2 separate regions of the Homo sapiens genome follow, and region 1 is linked to region 2. A link is a contact called in ENCODE Hi-C or POLR2A ChIA-PET data. All regions are on one chromosome and are shown on one strand. The core of a region is the stretch at or near the end of the contact, and the rest is flanking DNA. Distances in the headings are between cores, read along the strand shown. Region 1 overlaps KCTD1 (potassium channel tetramerization domain containing 1). Region 2 has its middle 18 kb from the start of LINC01543.

Region 1 (3,480 bases), core at 714-3,213, 40 kb before region 2:
CTTGGCAAAGGAGAGCCAAATGGATAAAAGGGCCCAACCACCCGGGCCCTTCCCTTTTCTCGCCATCCTCATCCTGTGGTCCATCTGTCTTTGCACTTCTTTCCCCAGCCTCACCCCTGAGCAGGATGTCTCCACCCTCTCTGGGTTGGTCCATCCTGCAGCAATGCAGATGAGCCCTCCCTCTGTAATTACCATGCATGGACCACAGGGGAGAGTTGAAAGGATTAACCTGCTGGCCTCTCGGTAAAGCCAGGCCTGGTGTCGAGTTACATGCCTTGGTTCATGAGGTGGCATGGGGTGCCCTAGACAGTGCAGCATGGGAAGGGTGGGGGGTACAGAGCCTAGAGCCAGAAGACAGCTTCGGCAGAATTGGCAGCCTCTTCAAGCTAAACTTCCTTAGCTGTAAAGTGACAAATCCCGTAAGAGTTTTCAGGATTAAGTGTAGGGACACAGCACATAATAGAACAAGAGCTGCAAGGTAAGTGGAGATGAAACCTCATGTGTACTACTCTTCCCAGAGGTTTCCATTGCCCTGAGAATCCTCTTTCCCATCCCTCCTTAGGCCTCTTTATGATTGTACCAGCAGTTTGAAAGGAACCTCAGGAGTCTTGGGGTGTTTCAGTTTGGTTTGGTTCAGTTCAGTGTAGGGTATCTTCTCAGTCTACCAATGATTTCCTTGACCTCATTTTAAAGATTAAATGAGATATAAACCCTTAAAGCAGCCAGCTCACTCTTTGGCACATAATGCTATTCAATGAGTAGTAACTGGCATTAGAGCCATTGTCCCCCGTAAGCTTGAAGTTGACCATTGTGCCAATCACCACAGGGGCAGCATGGTGGGGTCTGGAGCCACCTCTGTGTCTACCCAGCCATGCATCCTTGAGTGTTACATATTTGTGACTCGGTGTCTCCATTTGTAAATGAGAGGCTGAACTTGGTTGTCCTGGAGATCCTTCACAGTTTAAGAAAGTATGCTCTGACACTTCAGAATGACAGGGTCTCAATTGATGTTGACTTGCCTCCTCGTTGGTCTCTCTGCTCAACCTCCTTTACACTGGTTCTCAACTCAGTTGAGACTTGGAGAGTTTTTTTTAAAAAAAATACAGATGCCTGGGCTTCATTCCCAACCAATTACATCAGAATAGCTGGGGATGGGGGCCCAGCATCATTATTTTTTCAGAGTTGCCCAGGTGATGCCACTGTGTAGCCAGGGTTAAGAACCACTGCATTATGCAAATGATGTAGTCAAAGCAAGGCAAAACAGACAGGATTTGGATAAGCCAGAAGCTGTGTCTGTGAGAAGGCGTGATTTCAGATGTGGCACCTTGACTGTCTCACTCCTAAATGTGCTCTTTTACTTACTGTCCCTGACAACATAGCCTGACACCAGTCGCTATTGCCCTTGAGACCAAATCTAAACTCCTTGACCCGGCTCACATGGCTTTTTACGATCTGGCTTCTGCTGCTTCAGCCTCATTTTTCAGCCAGCCTGACTACACCCCAATAGAGAGTAATCACATGGCAGGGTTTGGCTACAAGCCTTTGTATCTTCCGCACCCTTCTCCCTGCTTACCTAACCTTACCTCCTGCCCCTGTACCTGGCCAACTTCTTCTCCTTCAGGTCTCCAATGAGCTTTCTCTTTCTTCCCTGCCAACCCCAGATTGAGTTAGGTGAGCCAGGTGCACCTCCTGAGCCCACTGTGCACACCCAGTGACACACTTGATCACACTGCACTTGACCCACACTCCCAGCCCCGACGACTTAAATTCCACAAAAGCAAGGACTGTGGCTTATTTACTACTGCATCCCCTGTATCTGGCATAGTGAGCCCCCACTAATACTGGTGGAAAGAGTGAATGAGTAACTGAATGATTACACAAGAAACAAAGAAATTCTTAAGAACCTGAGTCACAGGAAATTAGAGATATCAGGTCCATAAAATGAATGAATACACAAGAAAAAATTCTTAATGAATGATTCACGCTAAGCCAAATGTAGGATCCTAGCCCCATACTCTCTTTGACTTAAGACCATTCTTTAATGCACAGTGTGGACAGCACACGATGCCAGGGAGAGTGGAGAGAACCAGACTCACTTCCCACCAAATGGGCTTGGTTTCCTCAGAGATTAGGTCTTGCATTATTTGCTCTATAAACAAGAGTAATCAACAGAGTGCTAATTTTTTTTTTTTAAGACAAAGTCTCGCTCTGTTGCCCAGGCTGGAGTGCAGTGACATGATCTTGGCTCACTACAACCTCCATCTCCCGGGTTCAGGCAGTTCTCTGCCTCAACCTCCCGAGTTGCTGGGATTACAGGTGCGTGCCACCACGCCCGGCTAATTTTTGTATTTTTAGTAGAGACAGGGTTTCACCATGTTGGTCAGGCTCGTCTTGAACTCCTGACCTTGGGATCTGCCCACCTCAGCCTCCCAAAGTGCTGGGATTACAGGCATGAGCCACCATGCCCAAGCCTCAGAGTGCTAATATTAAAAAGCTAATATTGAGTGGAATTCAGTATCTGTCATTTTTAATGAACTTTTTTTTAGTGAACATATTTTGAGTGAACTTTCCAATCTTATTAGTTAATGAAATATGTACAGTAAAATAATACAGTGTTTGAGATTTACCTCAGAATAACCAGTGGAAAGGAGAATGAGGCATAGAGGTAGAGTTGAAACAAAATTAACCAGGAATTGACAGCTTTTGAAGCTGGTTGATGGTCATATGGGGGTTCATTCTATTATTTTCTCTGCTTTGGCATAAGTTTGAAATTGTTCAAAATAAAATGTTTTAAAAAGTAAAAAAAATAGTTAAAATAGTAATGATCATCCTTAAAAAACAAAAAGAAATTGGTGGAAGAAAGTCGTTCTCAGCATTGCCACTTGATTCAATGAGTGAAAAAAAAAAAAAAAAAAAAATTCCAAAACCAGCCATACATCGTCTGGAGCCAGCTTGGTCTTGGCTAGTTGGAAAACAGGAATGTTCTCCAAGGTTAGTAAACTGTAATGAGTTCCACATAGTTTTCAGGCATCAGAGTTTACAAATCACTGCAGTTTGATTTGTAACTCCATTCACATGTCCACAAGAAATACAGCCTGTGCCGATTTTCCCCATTATTTGCTTAGCCAAACAATACTTTTCCACAGCACAGTCCTGCCAATCTCAAAAACCACCCAGGGACGCCATTTTACGACCCTTGGCACCACGTGCCCCCTCCACTGTGTTTTCACAACTCCAACGTTCCTCCTTTTAAAGTTGGCAGAAATCAGCAGCCCTGCGTTTCTTTTTATTACTCCCAGCGTTTGTTGCTTCCAATGGGGAACGTTTTCTTCTCTGAGAGGCTTTCACCTCCGCCAGGCCTGTGCCTCCGCGGCCCAAGCACCCTTCCCTTCCAGCCCTTTCCTCTTTCTCTCCACACCCCTTGCCTGCTCTGCTTCCACGGAGCCCACGCAGCCTTTTCTGCCCTGGCAGCGCGCGTTT
Region 2 (3,376 bases), core at 754-3,253:
AAAGTATTTGAACTGAATGAAAATGCAAATATAACATACCAAAATGTGTGGGATTCTACTGAAGCAGTACTTAGGGGGAAATTTATAGCACTAAACATCTACATGAGGAAAGAAGAAAACTTTCAAATCAACAACTCTGGCTTCCACCTTAAGAAACTAGAAAAAGAAGAACAAAGAAAATCCAAAGTAAGCAAAAGAACAAAAATAATAAAGATCAGAATAGAAATCAATAGAATAGAAAAAGAAAAAATAATAGAGAAAACCAATAAAATGAAAAGCTGGGTTATTGAGAAAATTAATAATACTGATAAACCTCTAACCAAACTAACTGGGGAGAAAAGCAAGAGGACACAGATAGTCAATATCAGGAATAAGTAAATTACTGGAGTCCAGATTCTAACCCAGATCTGGCCAACTATCAAGTCCACACCAAGTTGACTCCTGGGAGTTGAGTGAGGCATACCAGATGGACAATCGGGTTGGGCTTATATAAGGTTTTCCTTGATCCATAAATGGGTCTCTAACAAGCTGAATAACCTTCCAAATTAAACGCTGACCACCCAAACACTTTCCGGCAGCACTTATTTGTAAAGATTTTTATATTTTGTTGCTCTTAGATGAACTGTAATAAATTTGTAATGAATTAGAAAAGCAAACATTACTTTTTTATTTGGTAAATTATCTGACTTTTCAACATTAACATTTTTTTAAAAATAGATTCTTAAATTCTGTACTTCCTTCAAACAAAAAGCATTTGCCAGAAAAACAAGTCATTATGGCTCATATTTCAAAGATGTTTTACGCCTGGCTGCATGCTTGAATCCTGGCTATATCCAAGTTTTGGATAGGGCTGCCTCCTTGAAAAGCACTGGGAAATAACGACAGGGTTAATCAGAGTGATGGGATGGGGTGGAGAAAAGAAACTTCAACAGACTGATCTCTCCCTCTGCCTTTCTAGTCTGAATGCAGCTGATAAATGAGTTCATCTACCACACAAAATAGCCTTTGTTTCATTCTGTAGCTTTCTGGCTTTCCACTGCTAGGAAAAGAAAAGAGGCAGTATGGTTTGCCTCAACTTGCCTACTTACCACTGGCGCTTTTCATTTTTAGACTTACTATACAGTAAAACTATTTCCTGAAATTTGCCTTTATTTCAGTGTTAACCATTTCCCCCCAGCTTTCATTTTAAAATATTCAAACCTGCAGAAAAGTTGAAACAACAGTACAAGTAAGGGCATGCACTCTTCACTTGGATTCATCAGTTGTTAACGTTTCACCAGGTCTGCTCTCTCCTTGTCCCTGCGTATCGTTTCTGCTGAGCTATTTGAAAGTAAATTGCAGGCAGCGCAGCAATCACCCCAAGTACTTCAGCACGAAATCGCCTAAGAACAAGAACATGCTCTTAACTCTCAGTGTGATAATACACACACACACACACACACACACACACACACACACACAGTCAATATTCAAATTTCCCCAACTGTCCCAATAATTTTTTTTTTTTTTTGAGATGGAGTCTCACTCTGTCACCCAGGCTGGAGTGCAGCCGCACGATCTTGGCTCACTGCAACATCCGTCTCCCAGGTTCAAGCGATTCTCACCCCCCTAGACTCCCAAGTAGCTAGGACTGCAGACAGGCACCATCACACCTGGCTAATTTTTGTATTTTTAGTAGAGACGGGGTTTCGCCATGTTGGCCAGGCTGGTCTCAAACTCCTGACCTCAAGTGATCCACCCGCCTCAGCCTCCCAGTGTTGGGATTACAGGCGTGAGCCCAGTAATTCTTTTAAAAGCTCTTTTGTTTTGTTTGCTGACTCGACCCAGTCCAGTATCACACGTTGCATTTAGTTGTTATAATGCTGAGCACTTTTTAGCCCACATTAAACGTGTGTCTGATTTGTCACTCTCACTGATTAAGAAATCTCAGATAAATGAAAGCTTGATTCTGCAATTAATCCGGAAGTTACAACTCTTGAAGTACAGCCATGAGTATCAGAACATACTGTTCCAACGGCGGAAGTGGCTACATCATTAAATTATCCTGTTGAATAAATGACATAACTCATTCAGAAATGGAGCAGGGCATACAGGTAGGAAAAATGTTAACTGCTCACCACCTCTCATCGTCTGTAGTCAGGGACACAGACAGTTTGCAGCAGAGGCTGACATTCTGCCCTTGTCAAAGTCACAGACACTGGGAGCTAGGCATCTTTCAAGGTAGCTCTTCTCCCTCCCATGGAAGGCATCCCACGGAAGACCCCACCACGGTCTTCCAGCTTCGCCTTCAATGCTTATCATGGGTAGCCTGGAACCCAGAATGCCTGGGTTCCAGCTTAGCTATGTGACATTGAGCGGGTCACTTAAACACTCTTTAGCGGCCCAGCTTCTTTAGCTAATGAGAGCACACTGCCATCTGCCTCAACTGCACCTGAAGACTGTTAAGGGGAGCAAACAAGAAAGAATGTGGGAAGGCATCACCCTTCACCAGGTCAGCCATCACTGACTTGACAAGGAGCTTGCTACTGTCACGCTGGGTGCCTTTGCTGCCCTAACAGCTCTTCCCCTGGGTCCACTGTCCTCCACTAAGGAGAAAGGCATTGAATCAGTCCTTACTGCTTTCTTTACCAGATTAAGCAGCCCCATTTTCTTCAACTAAAATGCCCTTGATCTGGACACTGTACTCAACTTAGTGCAACCTAAGAAGCAGACACCACCCGGACCTTGGGTTTGATCAAGCCAGATATCCCCCATCCCTTGAGCAATTGATCATTTATAACCAAAGAAAGAACTGGCCCTTATTCCCCATGAAATTTCACAGGATTAGTGTTTTGGATGCTTTGGGGTTCTTCCATCTGTCCTCCAGGAAGCTATTCACTCCTTCAAGTCTTGAGTCATCTGAGAATTCTCTGAGCATGGCCTGTCCATCTTCATCCGAGCCACAGACATCACTGTTGACTTGAAGCACACCATCAAAGTTCTCCCTCTAGGATAATGCCAGCCTCTTCACCAGCATTACTTGGGTACGGGTGTTCCCAACAGCTGTGAACCCACAGGACTAGGCTATCACTCATTCATTCGTTCATTCATTCATTCATGCATTCAGAGCTGCTGAGCACCCACTGTGAGCCAGCCCTGCACTTGGCACTAGCCCCTCAAGAAAAAGAGGAGGAAGCTGGCGCACTTATGGCTTTTCCACTCAGATCCTCCTGATTACAAATCCCTGCATCCTCCCTTTCTATCCCTTTAGTATGTCCATCAAGAAGGAAATGACTTCTTTGGAAGGGCCTGGGCATCTGCTTTCTTTGATACACTATTCATAAACATTCAGGGCATAATTTATCAAGAAACTTGGGTGTCAGCTTAGACAACACTG

What was found. A loop is a pair of places that touch in the nucleus more often than their neighbours do. ChIA-PET counts read pairs that join two places held with the same protein, here RNA polymerase II (POLR2A). Pooled maps may share reads with other maps.
Region 1: a map of mammary epithelial cell shows a loop between it and region 2 (3-fold over the local background). The contact joins two enhancer-like sites. A Hi-C loop is called at or near these places in 3 of 168 maps with a recorded cell type or tissue (Calu3, PC-9 and mammary epithelial cell), 1 of 37 single-sample maps with no recorded cell type and 3 of 50 pooled maps. POLR2A ChIA-PET finds 5 or more read pairs at or near these places in 6 of 52 experiments (AG04449, GM12878, HCT116 and 3 more).

The regions. Positions count from the first base shown.
Region 1 is chr18:26,479,479-26,482,958 of GRCh38, reverse strand. The region is part of intron 2 of KCTD1 (potassium channel tetramerization domain containing 1); the gene reads left to right. Among named protein-coding and RNA genes, the nearest start is that of LINC01543, 58 kb to the right of the region's middle. RefSeq lists an enhancer at 1,253-2,452. Within about 2 kb of position 1,963, at least 8 of the 41 ENCODE cell types and tissues checked have a DNase peak (open chromatin) inside an H3K27ac peak, as active enhancers do; they include mammary epithelial cell, where a contact is called at or near this core.
Region 2 is chr18:26,439,423-26,442,798 of GRCh38, reverse strand. No RefSeq gene overlaps it. Among named protein-coding and RNA genes, the nearest start is that of LINC01543, 18 kb to the right of the region's middle. RefSeq lists a silencer at 1,188-1,388. Within about 2 kb of position 2,003, at least 2 of the 41 ENCODE cell types and tissues checked have a DNase peak (open chromatin) inside an H3K27ac peak, as active enhancers do; they include mammary epithelial cell, where a contact is called at or near this core.